Regions from separate parts of the Mus musculus genome. Here regions 2, 3, 4, 5, 6 and 7 are each linked to region 1. Evidence: chromatin loops called from intact Hi-C (ENCODE). Cell type or tissue: heart. All regions are shown on one strand.

Region 1 (4,000 bases):
AATTGGGAAGAGGGAAAGGTTAGGAGAAAGAACCCACAAAGTAGCAAAGACTAGCTATAGGCTGGGAGGGTGGTCTGTACAAAATTATCAGCCATTGAAGATCACTAAGTAGCAGAAACTGATACTGGAAACCTATTAGCCTTACCTTTGTTTCATAAAGTTGTTATGAATACCTTGTTAAATTCTGCTACTGTAACAACCCCACTTACTTTCCTCCATTTGGAAACCTACCTCTGACCTATAAAAACCTTGTCTTTCTCATGTTCAAGGCTGATGATCTCTTGAACCCCACCTTAGGGGGAGGCAGACTATGTACATAGGTTTTTAACTTTTTGCTTTAATTGCTTGCTTGGTTGCTTTAATAAATGTGGCCACGATGGATTATTCAGGTTCCTGGTCTTTCTCCTCAAGTCTTTGGGAATTACAGAGCACATGGACTTTATTCATGTGTATTCAAAAGCTTGTCTCCTCTCACAGTATTCTTCAACCTCTATGAGGTTTTACCCAGCTTTTTGTTGTTTAGAGAGTGTTTCTCTGTGTAGCTCTGGCTGTCCTGGCTCTGTAGAGCAGGCTGGCCTGGAATTCAGAGATCTGCCTGCCTCTGCCTCTCAAAGGCTGGAATTAAAGGTATGTGCCACTGAGCTTGGCTTTTTACGCAGCTTTTGGCTGAAAATGTAATTTTTATTATTCTTATTAAAGGTCCATTAAAGGAAAAATGTTGCCTACTAATCATAACCCAATGAAATCTACCTTTGAGGTAGAGTCACGCCATTGTCTCCTTCTGTAAACCTTAATCCAGCTGAGTCTGCCCATCACCTGGATAAGGGACCATCCCTTAGAAAGGCAGGTTCACCTTCAGCCACGCTAAAGACACAGAGGAATAATCTCTTTAATAAACAGTGTTCTTCCCCCAAATTCCTGGCCCATAGTGCAGTAGTTCCAGATTCCCCACGAGATTCTCCAGGATTTCTGTCTATTCTGTCTCAGAAACTCCCAACCTTCTCTTTGTCTTCTCTTTTCTTTTGGGTGTTAGCCTAATACACAGTCTCTGATAGTTTCGGCTTCCTTACTCTTTCTCTAAAGCTCCCCTCCATGTGGCTGCTGTAACCATGTGGCTGTTTAACACAAATGGCATGGCATCTCTTCCACTTCTCCATCTTCCTCTGGGCAGCTGCTGAGATTTACAGCTTGCCTGCATTGGTTTTTTTCTTTCTTTTCTTTTAAACTCTAATAAAATTTCCTCCAGCTTCTTTTGAGGCTCTTCTTAAATTCTTTTATTAATGAGACTAAGAACCTCAAGAGGGGACTCTGATTTCCCTAGTAACAGGTGGCACTTCCCATGGGACTCCCCAGAATTTCCGGTAACAAGCACGGGAGAAGGAAGACATGAAATATAATACTGAAACTCTAAAACCAGAATTGAGGTCCCCCCCCCCCCTTTTGAGACAGGCTTTTACACTGACTAAAACCTAGAATAACTTTGAATTTGTAGTGATTTTCCTGCCTTTGCCTCTGGAGTATTAGTATAGGTGTGTGCTACCACGTCTGCCTTTTTTTTTTTTTTAAGAGTTTAATATTCAGGTACTATGGACACTTGCAGATCATTTATTTAGTCCTCAAAAAAATTAACTGCTTTTATTCATTTAAGAAGCAAAATTAATTTCACCCTTTTCCATTGAGGTCTTTTAAAGTTCCGACAAATTTGTAATTTCTCCCCCTTTACATCATTCTCATTAATTCATCACAGAGATAAATTCAGGCCACAAAAAGAGTAAAGCTGCCTGCACACTCCCCCTTTCACACAATGTGGGCTCATACAACCCGGTTTTGGGTCTCTTCTCGTTTGCACGTAACTTACTTCTTCATCCTCCCGTGGCCCTCCCACGATCTTACTCCTTTACCCATTTAAGTCTCCAGTAGTAAAAGCAGTTTTCCAAGCAGTTTCTTAATTAATCAGGCTGGGTAGACTGGGCAGAGCCCCCGCCCCTTGGGCGGGGCCATAGCGGCGGGCGGAACCCGATGCCTGCTCTGGCTCCTTAACAAATGATTCCTTTACAATCTACAGAAGAGAGACACACACACAGCGAGCCAATCAGCGGCCGCGGTCCTCGCGTCCGGCGGGGCTAGCCCCGCCCACTCCCAACCTCCCGCGGGGGCCGTCCGAGCCTCGCGGGCTTCTGCAGACCCCGCCCCCTGGGCAGGCGCGGCGGTCATTGGATGGCGCTCGGCTCGCAGTCGCCGCGGTTGCTGGGAGAGGGAGGTGGGGGCGGGGCCCGCGGTGGTCCAAGGGGCCCGAGAGAAAGGCTGCTAGGCACGGGCGGGCGCGCTGGGCGGAATCGAGCGTCTCGGTGGCGGTTTGCCTATCGGCCCGCGCGGCGGCGTCGCGGTGCGGGAACCGGTCCCCGTTGACAGCTCCGCGTCTTCCGGCCGCGCCACTCGGGAGGTGGCTTCCTCCCTGTGCTCCCTCCGCGAGTCCGTTCGGCCTCGGAGAAGCGGGAGGCGGCGGCGGCTGCGGAGGTCGTCGGGGGCGGCGGGCGGTGAGCGCGCTCCCGCTTCCCCGGCGGCGGCCGCAGGACAATGGAGGTGGCTGTGGAGAAGGCGGCGGCGGCAGCGGCTCCGGCCGGAGGCCCCGCAGCGGCGGCGCCGAGCGGGGAGAATGAGGCCGAGAGCCGGCAGGGCCCGGACTCGGAGAGCGGCGGCGAGGCGTCCCGGCTCAACCTGTTGGACACTTGCGCCGTGTGCCACCAGAACATCCAGAGCCGGGTGCCCAAGCTGCTGCCCTGCCTGCACTCGTTCTGCCAGCGCTGTTTGCCCGCGCCGCAGCGCTATCTCATGCTGACGGCGCCCGCGCTGGGCTCGGCAGAGACCCCTCCACCCGCTCCCGCCCCCGCCCCCGCCCCGGGCTCCCCGGCCGGTGGTCCTTCGCCATTCGCCACCCAAGGTGAGAGGGGCCCGCGAGGTGGCGGGCGCGACCCGCTGTCACGCGGCTGGGGAGGGGGTGAAATGGGCCCGCGCCGGCTGAGCGACTCGGCGGTCCCTCACTTTTGCAGAGCTCTGACGGTTGTGGCGAGTTAGCTGCTCTCTGCTCCTCCGCAAAGCTTTGTCCGGGTGCATATGATCTGGATCAGCTCGTGTACACCCGGGTTATGCGAGCCGGAGGGGGGAGGAAGGGATGGAGATGAAGTGATGGGGATTTTCTTTGATGATTGATTGCAGATTGGCTGCCGTCTGTTTCGAATCTTGTGCGTTCCGGGCTTTTTACCTTAATGAGTTCCCTCTCTGTCCCCTCCGTAGGGGACAAAGGAACCGGGATAAGTTGTTTTGTTGTCTGCTGCTTTCGGAGATTTTATTTCGAGCGATTCGATAAACGATAGAAAGTAAATAGACTTCCAAAGTGTTTTGTATGCCGTAGTTGGAAGTTACTTTCTCTTTTGTGGTGTTATTGGGTAATTAGTTTTTGACAGGTAGTTTCCTTTGCTTATGTTACCAGGTTTAAATCGTTGAAAGTGATTTGAAGTGCAGTAATTATTTCTGGGAGAACACTTGAAGTTTTTAACTTTTAATATTGCAAATATTTGGGCAAATTGACGTCTTTAAAATGCGAAGTAACTGAGGAAGGGAAATCTTTTTTCTCTTGCTTCTTGGGTTTTGTGTGTGTGTGTGTGTGTGTGTGTATGTTTTGTTTGGCTTATGTAGCAGCCCAGAATTGTCCACAGCTAGCAATCTTCCTGCCTCAGCTTCTTCAGAGTAAAGATAACAGGCATGAGCCATTGCACCTGCTAGCCAGACACTTTTAACATCTCTTTTAAAGGGAATAACTGTTTTAAGTTAATTTGTTAAGTAATTATATTTATTAGGTCAGGATGCAATTGCTGGCTTGGATTGTTGAATTAGATGCATTTAGTTTTTTCTTACAACAGTCTTTAAATACAGGAAACTATTTTCCATGGGTCTCTATTGTTGCAGGAAGCCCACCAGAGGTACACCACTCAGTCTATAG
Region 2 (4,000 bases), 410 kb before region 1:
GTGTTTAAAGCTCTGCTTAGACTCAGTGAAGATGGGGAGCCATGTGGAGATGAGACTGGGCGTGAAGGGAGTGATGTGCTTAAACAGGCTCCTGTGAAGAAATGAAGGAAGATCCTTCCTCCTGGTTATAGGAGAGGAGAATGAAGGTCTTTGGTCTACTGTGCATCCCTGCTCATACAGAAGAGAGGAGGATTGCAATGATAGGGTGGTTTCTATGTCTGCCACTGCTTTGGGAGAACTCTGGCTTCTATGTCTCACTTTGTACGAGACCTTGATGGGAGGTGACCCTGATGCCCTCACGGTACAGGAGTTCAAGAGCTCTCTGTGCCATAGCACTATATTTGAGGTGTCCTTGGTTGAGTCTCAACACTAAGACATCTGAGAATACATCATCTCACAGGCTGCACCGTCTCGGGGAATTACACCCCCCCACACACACTTTTTTTTTTTTTTTAACCTTGAACTTGCCAAGTTTTCATGATGAGAATGGGAGGACATCCTCTGATACTTCTGAAAAACAGATTGTCCATTTTAAATGAGAGGTCCTATTGTTAACTCGGTGTGTCCACAAACAACTTCAGAAACTGTCTCCATTGCATGGACTATAGGTCCCATCACGGAGATAAGAAGACCATCTGAATTCTTCTTCTCTAGCATTTCCAGCTCACCTAAGGGGGTCAGGGGTGACACAGATCTGTCCTAGCTCTGAGTCACTGTCCAATGGCCTACAGACCAAAACCTGTTAACTGGGCTGCAGAAACTGCAATAGTAGACTCTACTATTATCGTTGAAAATCCCAACCCCATTCTACTAGTAATTGGCAGGTTCAGTAGGTAGAAAATTGTGAAAGACACAGTTGAACTGAATAACACTGTCAACCAACTGGATGCAACTGGTACCTATAGAGTATGACATCCAACAATAAAGATTTATTTCAAGCTCATCCAAAACAATCAGCATTGTAATTCATACCCTGGACCACACAAACACACTTCAAATATCCTAAATAGGGCTGGAGAGATGCCACCATGAGGCTGCTTTTTCTAGCCTAGTTTTCCAGCACCCACACAGTGGCTCACAACCACTTGTAACTCTAGTTCCAGTTCTAGTTCTGACATTCTCTTCTGGCCTTTGTGGGCATCAGGCATGCATGTGGTATACATACGTAGAAACATTCAGGCAGACACTCATATATAAACACTCACAGATAAAAATAAGTAAAAAAAATTGAAACAGGGTCTCATACTTCATGGCTGTGGCTTGTGTGAAACCTGGAATGTAGATAGGCTAACCTCAGACTCAGAGATCTATTCACCTGTGTCCTTAGTGCTAGGATTAAAGGCCTGCACTTCTGCACTTAAATAAAAATTATACAAAGCTCACAAATGGAAATGGGAATAAACTAGAAAACAATAATGGAAAACTGAGAAACTCCATAAAATACTTGAGATTAAAGGGCATAATTCTAAGTAAATGTGAGTCAATGATGTCACAAGAGAGGTAACTATAACTCACCAACATTTGCTTAATACAAACTGGGCATAGTAATACTTGCCCATAGTCCTTCCTAGTACTGAGCAGGTTGAGCCAGGAGAATCAGTTTAAGGCCAAGGATAGCCAAAGCTATATACCAAGACCTTCTCAAGGAACAAATAAAACAAGAACAAAAAGTATCCCAACAACTGAGGGCTGGTTCCCTTCTAGTTCTGGTGGGCAACCAAAACTGCTGTTGGCAAGACCTTATCCCTGAAGACATCAAATGTTCTGGTGACAGGGCATGGAGAAATTAAGCTAGAACTGGGCTGGAAGTCTCCTCCCTGCTGGAGAGCCCTAACTATGCTAGACAAAGCTGAACCCACTGCAAGAGGAAAGCGTCGTCAATGGTCTTACTCAACTGTAGATGGAGCCTGTGTGCAGCAATGATGACCAGCCACTCAAGATGTGTTCAGTGGAACAGTAGTGGCTTCACAGTTAAAGAGGTATACACTTGCTTTCAGATTGGGTTTGTGTTGGGAGCCGCCCCCACATTCGCCGTCACAAGATGGCGCTGACATCCTGTGTTCTAAGTGGTAAACAAATAATCTGCGCATGAGCCAAGGGTATTTTATGACTACTTGTACTCTACCTTTCCCGTGAACGTCAGCTCGGCCATGGGCTGCAGCCAATCAGGGAGTGATGCGTCCTAGGCGAAATATAACTCTCCTAAAAAAGGGGACGGGGTTTCCGCCATTCTCTCTCGCTGGCATCTCTCTGGCTCTGCGCGCCCTGCGCTCGCTCGCTGCCTAAAGATGTAAACAATAGAGCGCGCGCGCCGGAGCTCTGGCTCCTAAAGATGTAATTGAAGGGGCTTTCGTTTTTGGGGCTGGGCGCTGGGCGCTTGCCCTCCTGGCTCCCAAAGATGTAAGCAATAAAGTTTTGCCGCAGAAGATTTTGGTTTGTTGCGTCTTTCCTGGCCGGGCGTGAGAACGCTATTAAGAGGTTTGGGGTCCACTCTGCATCTGGTACTATAAACCTGGTCAAAAGTCCATGGTTGAGAAGGTCGGAGACCATAGTATAGGCGTCCTTTTCCCTCCCTAAATGGATATGATGTGCTCATCAGATGTCTTCTGCACAATTGTATTTATGTGTATAGATTAGTGCTGCTGTCTGCTTTACTCAGAGAAACTGCCTTCTGCAGTAGGTTCCTTGTAGTCTCAGCACTCAGGAGATGGAGGTAGAAGAATCAAGAGTTGAAGGACAGGCCAGGTGGTAGCAGAACAAGCCTGTGATCCCAGCACTTGGGAGGCAGATGCAGGTGGATCTCTGTGAGTTCAAGGCCAGCCTGGTCTACAAAGCATGCTCTAGAATATCCAGAATAGCAAGGGCTGTTACACAGAGACAACTTGTCTCAAAAACAAACAAACAAAAAACACAAAAAAATTCAAGGACAGTCTCAGCTACATAATAAATTCAAGGTTAATCTAAATGACACCCTGTCTCAAGCAACAATGGCAGCAAAAACAATAAAAAAACCAACTAGCCAACCAAACAACCAAACCAAAAAACCAAACCAAACCAAAACAAAACAAAACAAAAAAACCCTATTTTTAAAAATGGGGGATACAGTAAAAGCAACAGTAAGAAAATATAGCATCAAAATATATGCAAAGAAAATATGAAAGATGACAAAAATCAATCTAAGGTTTCACTTTAAGAAACTAAAAACCAGGGCTGGAGAGATGGCTCTGTTGGTAAAGTGCATGCATGCAAGCATGGTGGCTTGAGTCAGAGCCCAGAACACAAAGAAGGATGGCACAGGGTTGTGAATGCCTCTTATCCCAACAGTGGGCAGGCAGAAGCAAGCAGGTCCTGGGATTCCCAGTCTGTTGATGAACTCCAGGCCAGAGAGAAAGACTCTGCCTCCCATGTACATGGGCACATGTGTGCACACACACACACTGAGAAAGAGACAGAGAGACAGAGAGAAACTGAGTGTATCTCAGTGGTAGAGAACTTACACAGTATGTGAAAAGCCCTGAGTTTGGTTTTCAGAACTGCAAGGAAGAAAAGAAAGGAGGGAGGGGACAGACAGAAGGACTGAGGGAAGAATAGAGGGAGGAAAGAACAGAAGAGAAAGATAAATGGGAGGGAAGGAAAATGGAAAGGAAAGGGAAGGGGAAAGGAGGGAAAGCGGGAGGGAAGGGAGGAGGAGGGGAGGGGGAGGGAGGAAGGAAGGCTATTATGACTAGTCTGTGCCTACATATTTGAAAACCTAGATCAATCCCCACATGCAGAAACATGAGTAGGTCTATCTCTGGTAAAGAAATGGAATCGGTAGTGAACACAGTTTTAAAACAGAAAGTACAGGACCAGATGTTCAACAGATGGCGTCTACCAAACAAAGAAGAAACTGTACCAGCTTTCTGCAGCCTCCTAAACAGAGCCAGAAAGGAAACTTCCTAAGTTATACGAGGAGCTCTGCATTACCATAATGCAAATCAGACAACAAGATTACCAGAAA
Region 3 (4,000 bases), 200 kb after region 1:
CTGTCTGCGACATTTTATATTTTGTAGATTTTAAATTATACGTATACAATTTTATGACAAGCAATTGAATTGTTTTATTTTGTTTTTGTGGTGCTGGGGATAGAACCCAGTGCCTCCTGTGAGTAAGCTCTAAACCTTACCAGTTCCCCCTTTCTTTTGAGCATCCTGCCTCTCTCTCTGACCCTGATGGTCTTTTTCTTTCCTTTCAGAATTGTGATCAAGTGGCAAAATTGCACAAAGGATGGGAACTCTGGGCTGCTTGGCTGCTTTTGTTTCGTTCCTCTTTTTTAAATTGTTTTCCTATTACTTGAGAGGCTGGGGAGATGGTTCAGTGGTTAAGAGCACTGGCTGCTGGCTTGTGAAGTTAACAGGAAACAATGTAACAGGTTTCATGTGGCATCTTCACACGAATGTGTCACTAGACTTTGCCCTACTTCATTCCACTTCACCTGTGTCTTCCCCAGTGCACACCAGCTCCCACTCTGCCTGGTTCCCTCTCTTCTCAAATCATCCTCACTTGGATTCCATTACCATCCATCCTGCTCAGGTTTTTGTTTTGGGGGTTGTTTTGTTTTGTTTTGTTTTGTTTGGTGTTTATTTGTGTCATCTTGACACAAACTGAAGTCATTTGAGAAGAGAGAACATCAGCTGAGACAATGCCACCAGATTGTCCAGTTGGCATTTTCCTGATTAATGGCTGATATCTGAGAATCCAGCCCACGGTGGGCACGCCAGCTGGGGCAGGTAGTCCTGATGGTGTAAGAAGTGTGACTGAGCAAGCCATGAAGAACAAGCCAATACAGATTCATTCTTCCATTGCTTCTGCTTCAGTCTCTGCCTCCAGGTTCTGGAGAGCCTCCAGGATTGGAGAGCCACTGCCAGGTTCTTTCAATGGCACACTGTGATGTGAAAGAGGAAGCCAAATTAACCCTTTCCTCTCTAAGTTGCTTTTGGTCATGGTGTTTTATCATAGCGATAGAAAGCAACCTAAGACACTCTCCTCCCCACAACCTCCTTAAGCTCTCTTTTGTTCTTTTCATGATTCCCCTTCTAGTCCTGTCCCCCCAACCTCACTCCCCCACACACACACACACTCACACACTTTAAGTCTAGGCTTTGCAGAAGAGAAAGTGAGCAGCATTGGTCTGTCTGCAGCAGGCTGGTTTAGCCTGACACAGTAACTTCCAGTTTCATCTGTCTTCCTGCGAATGTCATGATTTCATTTAAAGCCGAATAAAAATACCACCGTGTAATGTGCGCCTTGCTGAGCCTGGAGAGCAGAACTGGACAGATGGGGTTCACTGACAGTTGGGTGTGGGCTGTGCAGGAAGAGAAGGTAGGAACAATGGGATTCAAAGCAAAGGAAAATAACCAGACCCTGACATCTCCCCCTTGCCAGCTTCCTGGCCATGGCATCCTGACCAATGAGAAAGCCTTCCTCTATGCAAAGGCAACACATGGAGCTGGAGAGAAGAAGCACGTGCTGCTCTCGCAGTGCTCACTCCCAGCACCTACGTCTGGCTTCCAACCACGTGCAACTCCAGTTCCAGGAGACCCGATGCCTCCGCCTTGCTAGGGCACTTGCACTCACATAGGCACATGCGTGTGCACACATGAACCTGAGTGCACACATGCACAGGCATGCAGAATCAAAAAAATAATAATAAAAATAAGACCTTTACAAAATATCAGCCACTCACGTTTGTCTTTTACGTTTGCCGTTTACAACTGGCTTGCAAGGATTTTACCTGTTTTGATAAAACTTAGAATGCAGCAGCTGGGACTGAGAGGTAGGGTCTGAAAACCCCTGGGCAATGCTTTCTGCTTTCTTGGGTGAGGAGAGGAGAGCTCAGGGATGACACGCATGAGGGAGGCGACTGAGAGGGTGGTGACTGGAGAGCCACTGCCAGGCCGTGCTCTCAGTTGCTGAAGCTGAAGCTGGCCACTCAGGCTGTGTTCCACACAGAGCTGAGAATGACATTCATCAAGACTACCGGAGGCATGGTTGATTGGGAACGCAACAGTGACACCTGGTGGCTTTATGAGCATGAACTTCTGTATCCATTCACAACTTGGGTTTTTGTTTTTTTGTTTTTTGTTTTCCCCTCAGAGATCTCATAGTGTAAAGGCTTTGGAAATGCCACATCTAGTTGACTGAAAGAAACAGCAAACAAATAAGTCAAAGGAAACACATCTCAAAACTCCACAGGAACCTGAGTCTGTGAAGTGTTTGCCAGGCACCTACGAGAATCCAGGTTTTGATCCCAGAACTCATGTAAAAATGTGTGGTGGTGTTGGTGTGTGCTTTTAGTCTGAAGCAGGAAGAGACAGGAGGGTCCCTGGGGCTCACTTAGCAAGTCATAGATTTCAGTGAGAAATCTTGACTCAAAACACAAGGTAGGCTGCTCCTAAAGATATACCCAAGTTTGACCTTTGGCCTGCAAACAAGCTAAAATCATACATTACAGTGTAATATGTTACCCACTGCAAGAAAATACCAAAGTAGGACGCTTGATCAAAATATTAAGTAACTTATTTAATGTGTGTGTGTGTATACTTTCTAAGCAATCAACTTGTATGTGTGTGTGATGCGTGTATGTGTGTGTGAAACAGAGAGACAGAGACAGAAAGACAGACAGGCAGACAGACAGAGACAGAGAAGAAGAGAGAGAGCACGAATATCTTCAGGGACTATCTACCATCTTGTTTTTCCTTTTTTGAGGCAGGACCTCTCACTGGCCAAGCCCATGATCCACCTGGCCCCATCTCCTGATAGTTGGGATTCCAAGCACATACCACCATGTCTAAGATTTTGTTTTGTTTTATTCTTTGAGACTGAATCTTGCTATGTAGACCAGACCACCCTCAAATTTATATAATTCTCCTGCTTCTGTCTCTGAGTGTTGGGATTAAAGGTATGCACCACCATGCCCAGTCCATATCTGGCTTTTGACATGAAAGTTCTGCAGACCAAACTCAGGTCCTCAGGCTTTTAGTACCAAGCACTTTGTCAGCTGAGCTACCTCTCCAGGCTGCAAGGGCATTTTAAAAGCTCGTTATTGCCAGCAATGGGATAGCTGCTGGAGAGGGAAGTGAGCAGGAAACTATATAGGAAGTAGAGTCCAAGTGCGGCAGAATTTATCTTCTAGACACAGTTCTGCCTGTCATGCAACCCTCTGAGTTTATCCCATCTCATCCCCAGTTTGTTGTTTCTTCTTTATTCAGAGATCTCAACAACACATCATCTATAACCGGAAGGAATTCTTACCGGATCAATTCCAAATGGGTAGGGATTCCCAGAATACACTCCTGGGATGGCTGGGTCCAGCTGCAAATATGGACTGTTTTCCACGATGTGAGTACTAAGGAGACAAAGCAGAGAGACAAACATGATATAAAAACAGTCAGGTACCCATTAAAAAATGGGGCTCAGAGCTAAACAAAGAATTCTCACCTGAGGAATACCGAATGGCTGAGAAGCACCTGAAAAAATGTTCAGCATCCTTAATCATCAGGGAAATGCAAATCAAAACAACCCTGAGATTCCATCTCACACCAGTCAGAATGGCTAAGATCAAAAATTTAGGTGACAGCAGATTCTGGCGAGGATGTGGAGAAAGAGGAACATTCCTCCATTGTTGGTGGGATTGCAAACTTGTACAACCACTCTGGAAATCAGTCTGGCGGTTCCTCAGAAAATTGGACATAGTACTACTGGAGGATCCCGCAATACCTCTCCTGGGCATATATCCAGAAGATGTCCCAACTGGTAAGAAGGACACATGCTCCACTATGTTCATAGCAATCTTATTTATAATAGCCAGAAGCTGGAAAGAACCCAGATGCCCCTCAACAGAGGAATGGATACAAAAAATGTGGTACATATACACAATGGAGTACTACTCAGCTATTAACAAAACACCCATGGAAGAAGTTACAGAGACAAAGTTTGGAGCAGAGACAAAAGGATGGACCATCTAGAGACTGCCTTATCCAGGGA
Region 4 (4,000 bases), 72 kb after region 1:
CCACTCTTCTAGCTCTTACCATGTCCCAACTCATGGGACAAATTCATGGCTATTTCCTTTATTGTTGTTGTTACACGCACACACCAGATAAACTCACCTCCTGAGTCCATTTAGTGTTGCTCATAATGTAGATATCTTTAGGGTTGACCATTTTGGATTGGGTAATCTATTAGAGAGCTTAGCCTTGATGAAAACTGATACTCTATTTCTTGGCAGCCATTGCTTATCTGAAACTCTAGAGCTGGGACTTTGTGAAATTTCCTCTATCCATGACATATTGGCATGTCAGCTGCTATTGTCATTGTGCAAATCTTACGTAAGTAACCATGTCTTCCTGGTGATGCTTCTCTGTCATGTGTAGAAGAAGCTACCTAACAGCAGGCATATTTATTCACAGGTAGTTGGCCAGGCTTATAGTCCCAGCTGTGAATTCCCTCCTGTTGAGCAAACCTTAAGTCCAGCTAGACAACTGACTTAGATGCCGCATTTGCACCTTTGGATAGCTTGACAGGTCTGCAGTGGCTCACTGCCACTGGTTGCTTTTTCCCCTTGGCAGCTTGGGTAGTACTCAGGGAGGAGATTACCAAGTTAGTTCAACCTATACTCCTATGTTCAAATTGTATGATGGCTTCAGCAAGGGCAGTAGCTTCTGTTGTTTGTGGGGATCTCCTGGGAGGACCATTATCACCCCAGTAAACACATTAGAAGAATAGTACTTACTGGTGGTGCTGATGGTGCTGGAGGTAGTGGTATGGGTGTGTGTATGTAAAGCCATCACCTATCTCAGAGAATTCACAGTTGGGAATTCTCTAAAGCAGCACCAGGAAATTCAGCTCCCTTGAAGTTGTCTGTTAAAGGAAGGGACTATGAAAGCAAACAAAGCAGCGGGATGTCATATGACAGCAACCCTACCTGAAGTAGCTGGTCAGATATTTGAGGTGCGGGCAGTTGCTTTATTTGTTCCATTACGTTTAGACAGAAAGGTTCAGGTGAGTTGCTTTGCTTTGTGTAGAGGAACGGCTACTGGGAAGCAAGAGTACTTGTCATTGTGTAGGTGAAAGAGAGTTGGGAGGTGTGCAAGGTAATGCTTGTGTGACTGGCTTGCATTGAGTATTGGCAGGGGGAGAATTAAATGAGGTGGAAGAACAGGAAAAATTCTAAGAGCAAAGTTGCTAGGAACTTTTATTTTCACACCAGAGGGAGCTCAAAGCCCCAGTATCCAGTTGGGTATTGAAATTGTCAAGGATTGGGACAGCAATGTTGAAGAAGGAAGAATAGGTATAGGTGGCTATAGCATAGAAAACAATCTATAGTGTGAGATAGCTTGGGATTTTAACATGGCTGTTTGTAAGGGCCCACAGCGAGAAGTAGTGAGAACCAGCCAGTTCATAATCAAAGATTCACATGTATTCTCTACAGTGCCTTCCTTCCTTCCCTAAGTCGAGATTCTGAGTACTTTAAAAGAATAAGGTAAGAAGGGGCTGGGGAGATGGTTCAGCAGTTAGAGCACTGGCAGTTATTACAGAAGAGCTGGATTCAAATTTCAGTACTGATGTGGCAACTCCCAGCTACCTCTCACTCTAGTCCCAATAGATCCAGTACCATCCTCTGTGGGCTCCAGGCGTGAAAGTGCTTCACAGATACATGCAGGCAGAATAGCCATACTCATAAAATAAAAGTAGAAAATCTCAACGACAAAAGAAAAAGGAAAAGAAAGGAAGGAGGGAAAAGTGCAGTAAATGCATGGAACTGAGCTGATATTTTGTAAAGTGTTGTTAATTGTAGACATTGGTTTTGTTTGCCGCTCTAGTTGGCCAAGTGAGCCTGGGAGGTTGAGGCCTAAATCTGAGGTGGATTAAAGTTTCATGCAATAGAGAGCATCATCCAGAGCATCAGACAGTCTGTACACTACAGGACAAGATAGGAATCACACAGAGCATCAGACAGTCTGTACACTACAGGACAGGACAGGAATCACACAGAGCATCAGACAGTCTGTACACTACAGGACAGGACAGGAATCACACAGAGCATCAGACAGTCTGTACACTACAGGACAGGAATCACAGGAGTAAGATGCTCCAGGACAAGCCACATATGACAAAAACACGGTTTTCCATGTAGGCACATGAAAACCAACAGCTGACAGAAACTCCCTCCTATCCGATGCTCCTGGGAGGAGCGTGAACACACCCTCCAAGAACAACACTGTGTTTTGAAGAAACTAGGTCTCAAGTTCTTATCTTGTTTTCTTGGAGTTTTCTCACAAGTGCTCAAAATTCTGACAGGACTCTGTTTTTTAGACCATGTTCTGACAGTTTTAATTTTATGGTACTTTATAGTTCAATAAGCAATAATACATCTGAGTCATACCACAAAATTGTTACATTTGAACAGAAAATTTTAGGTGGCCCTCGTTTTTGTTTTTTTGTTTGTTTACTTATCTGTTTAAATAAACAGACATGGTCTCCACATAGTCCTGCTGTCTTGGAACTATGTAGAACCGGGCTGTGCTCAACTCAAGAGCTCCTCCTGCCTCTGCCTCAGGAGTTCTGGTTTGTATTGCTTGTATGACCAATTTTGTAACCCGAGTGAGATTCTTTGCACATATACCAGAGACTATTTTAGGAATTCACTGAGTCTATCACACATTATTTGCATTAGAAATATGCTAATGTTTTTCTCTCTGCTTCCTTCTAGATTACATACAGGTTACGGCACCTTCTTCGTGCAAGGTGTGATGCTTCTCCTGTGACCAACACCACCATCCAGTTTCACTGTGATCCTAGTTTCTGGGCTCAAAATATTATCAACTTGGGTAGGCCATTGTATACATTTTCCCTACATGACTGTTTTGGTCATAACATGTTACTGAACATAACATTGCTATTCATTATCTTGTTTATACTCACTGGGAAAACAGTGTGTCATCAATTATATGCATATGGTACACAAATGCATGAATGTATAGTACTTGTTTTGAGATGATATGAAAATACATTTGCTTACGGGGTACCTAAGTTAGGGATTTAGGAGTTCTTCTCCTCATAGAATCCTGTTTGTGCTTGCATTTTTGTTTTTTAGTATGTATGGGAATCTTCCTGAATGTATGTTTGTGCACCATGTATGTGCAGTGCCCACAGAGTCAAAAATAGGGCACCAGATCCTGCTGGAATTACAGAGGGCTGTGAGCTGCCTGCCTGCCATATGAGTGCTGGGAATGGAAGAGCAGCTGCTAAGCAATCTCGCGCAACCCCAAGAATCCTATTTGTATTGTTACCTCTGTCTCTATCAGAGTCTGTTTCCTCTAACTGTATGTGATGTGTGGGCTTTGATGCTTGGGGGGTGTGTGTGTGTGTTACACTTCCCATGCAGCTAGTGAACAGCCTTCTGCCTATGTGTTCGTGTGTGCATCCGTATACTGGTGCCTGCAGAGTCCAGAAAAGGGCATTTGATTGCTGTAGCTGGAGTTGCAGGGTGGTTGTGATCTGCCTAACAAGGGTACTAGAAACAGAACTTGGGTCTTCCAAAAGAACAGCAAGTGCTCTTAACCACTCAGCTATTTCTCTAGCCCCAAGTTACGCTTTGTGCAGTGGGGATAGAGTGGGGTAAGACAAGAAAGGTCTCCTGTGGTTCAGGGCAGCCTACCTTGACTATGTAGTCAACCTACCCAACATAAAATCATGTTATTATGTGACTTTCTTTTCCCCATCTTGCCTTTTATATTGAACTTCTTACTTTGCAAGCCGTAGTAGCTTTGTAGGGGCCAGCACTGTCACCATGTCACAAGGCTGACAACAATTTTTAAAACCATTGCTCAAGCCCCTGTTGCTCAACTGCTTTATCTTACGAATAGAAGATTTTTCTTTTTTCTTCCCTTCAATTTGTTTTGGGTTTTAGGTCTTTTCTTATCCTGGTCAGGTTATAAATTGTGTGAATGTACAGATAGGGAGTGTGTCTGTAAGTAGTTGAAGGATAACATACAGAGAAGTACTCCGTC
Region 5 (4,000 bases), 280 kb before region 1:
CACTGAAAACTGCCTGCGGAAAGTGTGTAGGAAAACATCATGGATCTATAGAACAAAGATGGCTCTTCACAGCAATCTTCCAAATAAATAGTATTCAACATATGCAGCAATATTTTTTGGTGTCTGCCATGAGAATAACAAACCAAGTATTTATAAATCATAAACTAGCCTTTTCCTTTCATGCTACTCAAAAGCTCTGAGATTTTGTAAGTTAATTGCAAGCCATTGCCCGTGGTGATTGGCAGTATATCACAAGCCTGGCTGCCAAAAGCACTCTTTGCTATTGAGAAGAAAATGGAAATGAATATTCTCCAAACTGCTCCCTTAAATTCCCTAACAGGCTTTGGGTTTGAGCTGCAACTCAGCACATCTCCTTAATCAGGTTTTTTTCCCCCCTCAATGTCTGTTAGCTCGGCCATATTGTAAGTGAGCATTGCTTTGATTAAGGATTCTACTTGAGATCAAAATTATAAATTAAAACAAAGAATCAAACTATGATTTGGAGGTCCCCTGAAAAACTAAGACTTCACCATGTATGTGCAGTATAATGATTATCATAAGGATGAAACTGAGACCACCCACTTGGAAAAATAGGCTGAAAAGGAAAAAATTACACTATTAGCAGCTGTAAGAAAATGAGTAGATTTCTCGTCTCTCTGCTTTCTGAAGCTTTCACCGTTTTAGTGAGAATGTATTACTGTCAGAAACACGGAAGTATGAAAGTACTTGTCACGTGTTTATCTATGAGGGCAAGTTCATTCTTTCCCACATGTCAGGTTACAGATGTAAGCCCTAGAGCATCTTGTTTCAAGTCATGAGCTTTCTGATCTGAACTGTTTTAATTCATGACGATTGCTAACTAGGTTGTCAAACGCTTACAAAAGGAAAGAGTAGAAAGAAAATCTTTTGCAAAGAAATCTGTAAATAAGAGATTCCTGATGAAACTGTTCTTATCTGGGATCCTTGAGGAATGCTAGCATTACATAAGCATGTGGGAAGAGAGAAATGTCACACATGATATGATGCAAAACTCAATTTCCTATTACTCCATTAAAAAAAAATCTAGTAGGAGGACCATGGTATATTTGTATATAATTCATTGACAAAGCTGATTTAATAATCATGTGTTTTTCACACATGTTAGTATTTTATAAGTCCTACCCCCGACCCCTAGTTCCGGCCCTGATCCACCCTGTCCCAGCCCCAGCACCAGGTCCCACCCCTGTCCCAGCCCCAGGCCCCTTCACCTTGCTTTAATCTTCTGCATAAGCAGAAAAGGAGGAAGGAGAGGAAGGGAAGAAGAAATTGAGTTTGGTAATCCTCGACCAGGATGCCAGCCGTTCTGAGGCGATATTATCAGTCGCATTATCGGTTCTAGAAAAAGCATGCTCAGTAACATGAAAACATGCTCAAATTATATAAGCATGTGCAAATTGTTATGATACTGAGCAAGATCGTGGATAGATATATCCAGTGATTCACAAGCAAAACCTCCGTTGTTTCTCAATTTGGGGAATGATATTCTCCAAAATGTTTATTTGTTTCCAGTCTTTTTTGCTCCATTGTTGCTTTTAATAACATTTTTAGGCCAGCAATTTACTTAAAGAGAAGAAAGAACTGAGTGCACAGAACTGTCCTCTGACCTAAGGACATAAATGTGTCTACTGAAGTATTTTATCATGAGTATAACGACAACCCCAGTACACAAATTCCTTCATTTGCTCGTGGCAGTTTCTTAGAGTTTTTCTCTTCTCTTTCTCCACTCTAACTGGAGGAACACCACTATTTCCATCATCGCTGACCAGAAGGCTCCTCATCTGACTTTAAAAGTCTGAAAGACTGAGTGTTGGAAAAGAATAATCTCAATGTTGCAGGAAGGATCACATGAATAGTGAGGAAGTAACTCCAAGGCGATTTCCTTTTGCAAAGAGAGTGCATCACATCCCGAACAGGGCCAGCACGGGAGCCTGATGGTCATCCCTAGAGAAAGGCGGCAGCGACAGTTGGTTATTTCTCTTCGATTGGGCGGTCAACCTCGCAGACTAGTTCTGATTGGCTAATTTGGAAAGCTGCAGGAAGGAAGCAAAGGAAAGAAGAGAGGGACGGGCTACTGTCCAATCCATCCGTTCCAGGGATTTAGCAGGTCTTGTGCATAAACAAAAGTTTTACCAGGTAGAGTTTGAATCCCTTCACACATACATTTTTACAAGGTAAGAGAGGTTTTGTAGAATACTGGTGCTTGGCAGGCTAGCTGCCTTTGATGGGGGAAGGGAGGATTTCTCAAGAGCAAAGGTCAGGGGAGGCCACTAGGGGAGCCCAAGTCTATCTTTGTTTTAGCTCGGGCACTGTGAATAACAAACGCCCTCTTCTCAAAAGGAGGCAGAATATGGGAAAAGATCCTTCTCAAGTCTGATTTCTCATAATCTCCGAAAGGAAAGCCTTCTACATCCTGCTTGCTAAGCCTCCCATAAGGAAAAATTACTATTCATTTGCCTACGCTCACACATTCACACAGTTTCCTCTGGATTCTAATCTTCTCGTAATGGAGAACAAAGGTCTTCACAGTACTACTAGGCTTTGCCCTCTAGTTCAGGTTTAGAAACCGCTGGGCTCTCTTGCCTCTGGGCGAGCCTGTCTACTGCATTTCACAGAGGAGGAAGAAACGAAAAGCAGAGGAAAGACTGTATAGCCCTAAGCTTTTTTTCTTCACTTCTGTACGATCTGCCTAGGAATCCCCAAAGCAAGTAGAAGATAAATAAGCCCTGGTCTATTCTTCCTTTGTTTGAGATTTAACTCTCAAGGAGATTTCCTTCAAGGATTGGATTTGAGGAGGCCTTTTCACTTTGTATAGATGATTTGAGCAGATCATTTGCATCTATAAAGGGACGGAGGAAACCCTGAATGGTGGCCACTTCTATAGAAGAAACAGTGAAGGAGCTTCGTGAATTTATTCTACCCTGCGCATGGGAAAAGCACAGAGTAGAGTTTTCAGGGCCCAAATATCATCCCTAAATAGCTATAGCTCTCTTTGCAATCGCTTCACGTCACCAGTTTCAAAGCTACAATCCCCGGAAAACAAAAATTCCAGATAGTCTTAGTCATATTCTCTCTCTCTCTCTCTCTCTCTCTCTCTCTCTCTCTCTTCGTGTGTGTGTGTGTGTGTGTGTGTGTGTGTGTGTGTGTGTGATCCAGTATTAAATACAATATTAACCCAGTGTAACCAGCAAGTCAAGAAAAATGATAACTACAAACTGAAAACCTTGGAGCCTCTTCTATCAACAGATTTCTTTCACAAATCAGATACTGCTCAAGCTATATGTTCTCATTTGTTCTCAGTTAAGTGATGCTCCCCTTATTAAAGCCAAGTAGACTTTCCTAAGAGAAATAACAAAATAAAATGCAGAGCAACTGAACAACAACAACAAAAAAAAATGATTACAATTAAGGAGATAATAAAGAGGAAAAGAAGAGCAGACATAAATCACAACAAATGGAACAGAGGCAAGATCCAAGTTATAATACCATACAGGTCTATTTATGATTTATATATCATGGGCTAGGAGGATTTTTTTTTTTCACTGTGGAGGAGGGGCTGTGAACAAAGAGTGCTCATGCACACCCGGGGAACAGTGTCAGATTTCACACACAGAGACAGCAGAGACTCTGCGGACCCGAGTAACACAGCAGCTCTCCACACTGACAGACAGAAGAGCTTCCCTGAGCCCCTTCATCTACCACCCGGCCACAGTACCACCTCTACCCAAAGCCTCGCCTACACCCTTCAAGCACAAAGATCAGACACATTACAAAAAGGAAAGCTCTGGCCACAGGGAAAGCTAGCTGAAGATAAGAGTTCTGTGGATGTCAGAGAGTATTAGCTTTATTTTTATCAGGTAAACAATAGAGATCATCGAGGTGTGTACGTGGGTATCTGATAAGAAGCCAGGTGTAACTCAAAATGCCGGACTGCCTATCCTCTTTCTCCAGCAATGAAGAGCCC
Region 6 (4,000 bases), 140 kb after region 1:
CGGACAGCCAGGGGTTACATGGAGAGACCCTGCCTCAAGAAAAGAGAGGTATACTGAGCCAAGTAGCCCAGACCTGAAACAAACACTTCATGTTCTCTCTTATTTGTGAGTCTTAGCTCTGGGTTTTTAGATCTGAGTATGTAGCCAGGAGTCACCACAGAAACTAGGAAAGTTAGAGAGGGACCATGGGGACTTAACTGCAAAGGAGGAAGGAAGCCAGTGTAGACAGGGAGGGGGGAAGAAGGATAAAAACACACTAAGAGCATGAAAGAAAAGCCATAGGAAAATATAGTGGTTTATGTTTATATATACATACATAAAATATATTGGTTTATGTCTACATAGACAGACAGACAGAAAATATATTGGTTTATGTTTACATAGACAGACAGACAGACAGACAGACATACGTGTGTGTGTGTGTATAAAGAGAGGGGGAGGGAAGAAGGGAAAGAGAAAGGGGCAGTTATGACACTTGGGGTGATACCATGGACTATCTAATTAAAGCCCCAATACAAAGTATGGCAATCTGCCTTTGGAGTTGTTGGCCAGAAGAATCAGAGAGACTCCCAACAATAGAGGTTCTTATTGCTGTTGCCTTTGGCTGCTTCCCCAAAGTTGAAGGTAATAGCTATCGCTGAAGACAACACACACATTGGACACAGACTTGGAGGAATTGAGACGGAACTGACCTGGAAGCCTCTTCCCAGAGGACGAGTTCTCGTGTCTAATGATGCTATGCAAGCTGCCAAGAGAGAGGAGCAATCGCCAGCCCTACCTAGTGATAACATATAACTCCTACAACCACCAGCAACATGGCAAGCTATTCCCAATGGTGCAATGGTGGTACTGACATCTTAAGTGTAACCAACAACTGTCTAACAGGGCCCAAGGCTTGCTCAGCAGGAGAGAATTCAAGCCTGGTACTGCAAACCTAGTCAACCTGTAGCTAGGGGAGTCTCCCTAAAGGAGAGCCTGCTACCATTTTCCTGAACTAATATATTTGCTGTTTTCTAACTATTTACAGCCACAAATAAGTGTTGCTCTCATCCCTCATCAAAGAACCTTCGTTTTGCATCAGAAAGAGACGCTATAAAAATTCCCAACTGATCAAAAAGCAAAGAGCAGCTGACCATGGGGTGCCCAGCTGCAGTCAATGTAATACAATTAGCCTACACCTAAGGCTCAGAAACATCACAGAAGATGAAGCAGGAAGACTGTAAGACCCAGAAGACAGGAAAGTCTGCTACACGATAGTGTCTTCTGTACAATAGGGAGCTTTACCATGAAATCTCAACAATACAAACATGCCAGTGTGGATGAAGGACGCCTCACAAGGGCTCCGCTCCTAGATGAAAAGCTTCAGGCAAGTGAGAGCTAATGAGACAGGGGCACGCAGTCTTCTCTAGGTACAAGTCTACTGATACGGTATCCAACTCTTAGCTGGCAGCCCAAAGCACATACATATACAAGCAACATTAAATGGACTCGGTAGGCTGCGTGTGTGTGTGTGTGTGTGTGTGTGTGTGTGTGTGTGTGTGTGTGTGTGTAAAATAATAATTATGCAATCACAAACTTGAGAAGGAGTGAGGGGTGGACATGGGAGAAGTTGGAGAAAAAGACAGGGTGGAAATTATGTAACTACAGAACTCATGTGTAAAATTCCCAAATTAATACATAAAAACCTAGAAGATACAATAACATGATATAACTAATATGGTATAATAAGAGAATAACAATTTTATTTCATAAAACAAAGACTATTAGTGAGCTACATAAATACTGCTACAAAATTTTTTTTCTATGATGGGGCAGGGGCGGGGGGGGATTTATACTCCAGAAACCATTTCTTAAATTAGTCACTGAAAGAGGATTCAAGGTGAAGAGACCTCCTTCCTCTTAACAAAGGCTCCATTTGTTTGCCATGCCCCATTCTCTGAGTGAACTTTCCCACTGGCAGTCCTTTGTGCTGAGTTGTGTGCGTGCACGTGTGTGTGTGTGTGTGTGTGTGTGTGTGTGTGTGTGTGTGTGTGAGGCATACACTTGTGCCTTCATTTATTTGCATAATGGTCTCATCTTCATAAGATTGTCTTGTTTATGTTTGGCCACAAGAGGGCAGTCTTCGTTGCTTTGACACGCTACTTTCCCTAGCTGTTCCACACATCAGGCTGTGCTACCAGGACTTAACCACCCATCCATAGAAGGTCTCAGTATATCATACATCGCTGAAACACGGGACTCCTAATGCCATTGACCCTGTAGGTCTATATGCCCCTCCAAAGTCCCTATGTTGAAATCCTAATCTCAGATACGAGCATGTTCTTTTTGGAAGTGGGTCCTTTGGGAGGTGCTTGCAACCTTATAAAGCAGGCCACACGAGGCGTTTTCATGGATGCAGATACAATGAGAAGGTGGCCATCAGCCAGCAAGGCAGAAAGGGCCCTCACAAAATCCAACTCTACAGACATCTAATCCTGTGCTTCCCGTCCCTAGAGCTGTCAGAAAGTTCTGTTATTTATAAGCTACTCAGTCTGATTGTTTTGTTTTGTTTTCTGAAACAGGGTCTCACCTAGCCCTGGCTCTAAACTTACTAGGTAGGTGAGGGTGGCCTTGAACTTCTGATCCTCCTTCCTCTACCTCCCAAAGTGCTGGGATTGCAGGGGCTGGAACCCAGGGTTACTTGCATGCTAGGTAGACACTCTTCCAACTGAGCCACACCCCTAGCTCCTCCGTCTATGATAAGTTGCTATAAGAGCATGAGCTAAGATACTTGGCTAGGATTAAGGCACCTGATTCCCAGATGCTTCCCAGAAAAAAGGAGAATAGTCCTTGGTCTAGCTCCATGGAAGCTTTGTGCAGGTCCCTTCTGCACTGTAGCAAGCCTTTACTTTATAGTAAAATTCTCCTTTGTTTGCTTGGAATATGTGAACCTGGATTTTATTATTTTATTGCAGTCAATTTCTTAACAACTAGATACGTCAAAACATTCACTTTTGTTTTTGTTTTTGTTTGTTTTTGGTTTTGTTTTTTGAGACAGGGTTTCTTGGTGTAGCGCTGGCTATCCTGGAACTCACTCTTTATGTAAACCAGGCTGGCCTCGAGCTCAGAAATTCACCTGTCTCTGCCTCCAAGTGCTGGTATTAAAGGCATGTGCTTCCACTGCCCAGCAAAAAATTTGCTTTTAAAAATGCATTTGACTTAAAAATTTATATATTTAGGCTTTAGATTATGTAAACATATTACTAACTGATGTATATGGCTTTTACTTTTAAAATATATTTTGTGTGTGTATGCATATGGGGGGAGGGTGCTATATGTGCGCAGTACCTGAGATGTCCAAAAGAGGACATCAGGTATCACAGACCTGTGGTTATAGACAGATGTCAGCCACCCGACATGGATGTTGGGTGTTCGAACTGAACGTCAGTCCTCTGGAAGAACAGCAAACATTCTAAGCACTAAGCTATCTCTTCAGGCCTGGAAAGTTTATGCTTGAACTTATTGAATCACCTGTTGTAGAAACTAAAAGAGGAAAGAATCTTGTGAGAGGAAAGCCAGCTCCTAGCCCCACTCTCCCAGTGGATGGCGCAGCCGTCCTCAGAAAGGCACACAGAGCAGCCGACTCAGACTTGGCCGTGGGTACTTAAAGTGCAGGTAGCGGGTCTCCATCTCTACCATCTGCATCTCTGGGTAGAGCCCCGGAATATTTATGTCATAACGCTACCCTAGCACTTAAGACTGACAGCTACCACCAAGGAAAGCCTGAAGCAGCTCACTCCATGAGAAACCTTGGCAATACCTTAGGAGTGGACACGAAGCGTCCCAGACTTGAATTCTCCACATTCAAACTGGTTAAGGAAGTGAAGTACATAGTGGCTGATTGCACTAGATGGGATTTAAAGTGCCTTTGTTTCTCTTATTTTCACATTCCCTCTTCCCCTCATTCCCTCCCCTACCACAGTTCCTTAAAGGCAATAATAATAACAACAACAATAATAAT
Region 7 (4,000 bases), 130 kb before region 1:
GGCTACATTGTGAAACCATGTCTCCAAAAAAAAAAAAAAAAAAAAAAAAAAAGGAGATGGGAGAAGGGAAGGGAAGGGAAGGGAAGGGAAGGGAAGGGAAGGGAAGGGAAGGGAAGGGAAGGGAAGGGAAGGGAAGGGAAGGGAAAAGGATAAAAAGAAATCAAGTTAAATTGTTTTTATTTTGGGGTAGGGTGGGTGGGTTTGGGGGAGGAGTTGAAATGACTAATTTCCAATCCTTTTAACTTGACAAGTTAGTAGTTTTGTTTGTTTGTTTTGTTTTGTTTTGTTTTTTCAAGGCAGGGTCTCCTTTAGCTCAGACTGGCCTCAGATTTGCTGTGAAGTTGAAGATAACCTTGGACTTCAGGTCATCATGCCTTCATGCCCCCACGCCAATGCTGGGATTATATGTGGTTTATGAGGTGCTGGGGATGAAACCCAGGGCCTCAAGCATATTAGGCAAGGACCCTCCCCACTAACCTGCATCACGGACTTCCTGATTATTCTTCCTAAGGATCTTTGCTACTGAGATAACAGGCCACCTTTATAATACTTTTTAATAGGCTTCCTAGTGACGGGCTAAATGAATGCCTTTCAGAAGAGGAGCCTCTTTGCAAGTCAGATGACTTCCAATGATTTGGGCAACAGAATTGAAAGACTTTACTGAGTAGCAAGCTGATAACTCATTAAAAGCAATTTTCAACAAAGATGACTCTATGATTTTTTTTTTTTAGAAAATAACTCATCGTTCCAAGAATTGATTGGCAGAACTGTAACAAAACTCCTTCTACTTCTTATATCTACATATTTATGTAATCAGGTTTTCTCGGTGCTTATCTCTCTAAAGATGAAAAATAAAAATAAAACTGATGCTGAGCCTTCATCCCCTCAATGCAGTGCAATCGAGACAGATGTGTGACTTCATTAAGAGAAAAAGCACCGTCCTGCTATTATTTTGTATTTGGTGAACTACCCATCAAAATGCAAAATATTTATATTGATTTGATTGGTTGTGAATTTAAAGTTGGTAGATGAATAGCCCAATACAGAACTATTTTTAAAATATTAAGAGCTGAACAGGGCCTGGATATGTACGTCAGTGGTAAAACACATGATATAATAAAATCTGCAGGGATGAAATTTATTATGTAACCAAGTTTGGCCACAAAGTCACAGCAATTCTCCTGTCTCAGCACCCTAAGAACTAGACATGGACCACCATACCTGCCTGTCCCAGAAATTTGTTTGCTTGCTTGTTTGTTTGTTTGTTTGTTTCAACCTAAATCTGTGTTCCTTGACATAGTACACACACAGACATGTATGTGTATATTTATGTATGTATGTGTGTATATATTTATATATGTATGTGTATATATGTGTGTGTGTGTATTTATTTATTTATTTATTTATTTATTTATTTATTTATTTTTAGATAGAGTCACACTAGTCCTGATTGGCCTAGAACTTTCCATGTAGACCAGGCTGGTTTCAAACTCATGGAGACCTGCCTGCCTCTGGTTTCCAAGTGCTTAGATCAAAGGCCTGTGCCACCACATCTGGACTAAGAAATTCTTGAAATAAATGTTTTAGAATATGTCTATGCCAGTGATGATGCAACAGGATACCCTGTCGACTCTGCCTCCAGCAGCCTAAGGAGTTCCCTTATCCTTTGGGGACCTGCACTGGAGTAAAGTTACAAAGAGCCATGATTTCAACAGAGAACAGAACTTAGGGCAAACCAGTTTGAGGCAGAGTTGGAATTTATTAGTAAAAAGGAAAGGTTTAGCATGGATTTAAGCATGGGGGTTGACAGAAAGAAAGGAGCAGAGGGAAGGAATTGATGCCCATTCCAAGGGCATGGATGGAGACTTCCCACTGGAAGGTGGTGCTTCTGTGTCTCAGGAGTCAAACAGAAGCTTTTCTCATCGCTCAAACTTCATTTCTGAGAGAGCCTCCTCCCCTTTCCTGCCTCCCCTTTTCCACAATGAGATCATAGGGTGGCTCTAGCTGTGCCTTGGATAGAGCCCAGTTCATCTGAAAAGATAAAGCTGTGAGGTCACAAGGGTTGAACAAGAGTGTTATGATCTGACACACTCGCTGACAGTGGAATTTCTTGTGACCGTCCTAGAAAATGGTCCCTTTCAGATGGGATAGGAGAATGGCCTCCCCCCCCCCCCCGCCCCGAGACCCTCAAGCATGATTCATTGCCATTTTAATGTTCTTTTGTGTGTGTGAAAGAGAGAGGGGAAGGATGTGTGCACTTGGGTGGAGGTCAGAGGACGACTCAGTGGAGTCAGTTCTCTTTTGGCACTGCTATGTAGTTTCCAGGATGGAACTTGAGTCATCGAGCATCAAACACCTTTACCCTCAGGCTGCCTTACTCCAATAAGCTTATTTGGAAACAAAACAAAACAAGTCATGATGACACACAGCTTTAATTCCAGCACTCTGGAACCAGAGGCAGGCAGATATGTATGAGCTTGAGGCCATCTTGGTCTACAGAGCGAGTTTCGGGCCATCCAGAGCAACACAATGAGAGCCTGCCTCAAAGAGAGGAAAGAACGGATTTATTTAGCTTACACTTACAAGTTACAGCTCATCAGTAAGGGAAGTCAAGATAGGAACTCAAGTAGAAACTTGAACCAGGGGTCATGGTGGAATGTTGCTCGTGCTCACTCAGCTTCCTTACCCAGCACAGAACCACCTACCTAGGAAATGATACTATCCGCAATGCATTGGACCTCCTACCTCAGTGAACAATCAAGACAATCCCCAAAATCATGACAACGATCAATCTGCTCTGGACAACCCATCACTAGAGACTCACTTCTCAGGTGGCTCTAAGCTGTGTCAAGTTGACAGTTATACTTAACTAAGACAATAAAACAAAGAACCCAGAATCCAAGGTGTATAAACAATAGTCCTCTATCTATAAGGTTTAATGGAAAAGGAGCAGAAATCAATACCTGCTGTAGGATTGGGCTAATGACAGTAGGGACATGCAGGACTTTTAGAAGGGTTAGGTTGAAAACACTGTGTTTGGTCCTAGTCTTTATTCTACAACCATGAAAATTTGTCAAAAATCATGGGACTTGTCACTAAAGTAGGGAGGTTAACCATGAAAATTATGTTCCCCAATAAATATAACCACAAACAAAATTAAAGGTCAAACATCACAGATTTGAATGGTTATCTCACATTAACGGAGAGCAGCAGTGTAGGTCAGTTGAGGATACTATATCCTTGCCTAAACTATTTCTTAACAACCAAGTCTCTGTGTTCAATTTATTCTATTGCTCAACTCTGTAGCTGGCTTATTTCTTTTTAAAACATACAGCTTGTCAATTTTATCTGTATTTAATCTCTGATCTGTGTTCTTGCTAGCTGTGTCACTTTAGCCTGGCTACTTTGGCTTATTCATTGTACAAGGATCTGTGGACAAGCAGAGACACTCAGGCTATCTCTGGGGTAAGGAATGGCTGTCTCTCAGGATTAGTTTCCATGGGATGCCATGTATTCAATTTGCAGGAATGTTGTTTTTACAGGAACCACTGTACAGATGATAGAAAGTCAGTTGAAGCAGAAGCCAGGGCTTGTTTGGTTACTCTGGTAACTGTGGCTCTTTTCTAGAGATCCACTCTTGTTCAGGGTAAGTATTATGGTCAGAGTTCTTCCATTCAAGCATAGGTGGAAATGAATGGCTTCTTCAAGAGTGTCTGTGATAGGAGATTTTGACTGTCAATGGGAGAGGTCTAGGGGAGGGTATGCTATGGTGGATTTGCTTAGGGCAAGCAGACATTTTCCATGACCCCCTAAAGTACTGTCATACACACAACCACAGAAAAGCTAATACAGTACCTGCTACTCATCAGCCATGCACCTAGATTTGGTGAGTTTCAGAGACAGAGAAGTCTCACTATATCACACACATACATCTACTTCTCCACACATAAGTGGATATCATGCCGTTTCCCCCTTTCCCCTAGGTCTTCTCTGGCCTCAA

Evidence for each region. A loop is a pair of places that touch in the nucleus more often than their neighbours do. Peaks named below come from ENCODE experiments on the same cell type or tissue, not always from the same donor. Only the 100,000 strongest peaks of a DNase experiment are listed, where the experiment ranks them.
Region 2: it touches region 1 in a loop (2.6-fold over the local background); 3 of 42 quality-filtered maps call a loop at or near these places.
Region 3: a loop joins it to region 1, with 2.7 times the contacts of the local background. A loop is called at or near these places in 11 of 42 quality-filtered maps.
Region 4: a loop joins it to region 1, with 2.0 times the contacts of the local background. A loop is called at or near these places in 5 of 42 quality-filtered maps.
Region 5: it touches region 1 in a loop (5-fold over the local background); 20 of 42 quality-filtered maps call a loop at or near these places.
Region 6: a loop joins it to region 1, with 2.7 times the contacts of the local background. A loop is called at or near these places in 2 of 42 quality-filtered maps.
Region 7: it touches region 1 in a loop (2.2-fold over the local background); 4 of 42 quality-filtered maps call a loop at or near these places.

What each region holds. Positions count from the first base shown.
Region 1 is chr6:37,868,534-37,872,533 of GRCm38, forward strand. It overlaps Trim24 (tripartite motif-containing 24), which reads left to right and starts at 2,278. Exons shown (of 19, transcript NM_145076.4): 1 at 2,278-2,941. The coding sequence starts at 2,578. In heart, CTCF peaks have their summits at 2,358 and 2,996; DNase peaks (open chromatin) are centred at 2,148 and 2,908; H3K4me3 peaks cover 2,399 bases; H3K27ac peaks cover 2,170 bases.
Region 2 is chr6:37,462,139-37,466,138 of GRCm38, forward strand. No RefSeq gene overlaps it. Among named protein-coding and RNA genes, the nearest start is that of Gm33318, 22 kb to the left of the region's middle. In heart, a CTCF peak has its summit at 1,957; a DNase peak (open chromatin) is centred at 2,023; H3K4me3 peaks cover 1,015 bases; H3K27ac peaks cover 732 bases.
Region 3 is chr6:38,064,469-38,068,468 of GRCm38, forward strand. It overlaps Atp6v0a4 (ATPase, H+ transporting, lysosomal V0 subunit A4), which reads right to left. Exons shown (of 21, transcript NM_080467.3): 14 at 3,269-3,362. Among named protein-coding and RNA genes, the nearest start is that of Svopl, 19 kb to the left of the region's middle. In heart, a CTCF peak has its summit at 2,044 (motif pointing left); a DNase peak (open chromatin) is centred at 1,933.
Region 4 is chr6:37,940,713-37,944,712 of GRCm38, forward strand. It overlaps Trim24 (tripartite motif-containing 24), which reads left to right. Exons shown (of 19, transcript NM_145076.4): 8 at 2,701-2,818. Among named protein-coding and RNA genes, the nearest start is that of Trim24, 72 kb to the left of the region's middle. In heart, no CTCF peak of the experiment used is centred here; no DNase peak of the experiment used is centred here.
Region 5 is chr6:37,590,269-37,594,268 of GRCm38, forward strand. No RefSeq gene overlaps it. Among named protein-coding and RNA genes, the nearest start is that of Gm33429, 61 kb to the left of the region's middle. In heart, a CTCF peak has its summit at 2,305; a DNase peak (open chromatin) is centred at 2,013; H3K27ac peaks cover 1,025 bases.
Region 6 is chr6:38,005,551-38,009,550 of GRCm38, forward strand. All of the region lies in intron 14 of Svopl (SV2 related protein homolog (rat)-like), which reads right to left. Among named protein-coding and RNA genes, the nearest start is that of Gm33494, 25 kb to the right of the region's middle. In heart, a CTCF peak has its summit at 2,129 (motif pointing right); no DNase peak of the experiment used is centred here.
Region 7 is chr6:37,733,809-37,737,808 of GRCm38, forward strand. It overlaps Gm38791 (a long non-coding RNA gene), which reads left to right. Exons shown (of 4, transcript XR_868982.1): 4 at 297-573. Among named protein-coding and RNA genes, the nearest start is that of Gm38791, 21 kb to the left of the region's middle. In heart, no CTCF peak of the experiment used is centred here; DNase peaks (open chromatin) are centred at 1,973 and 2,333.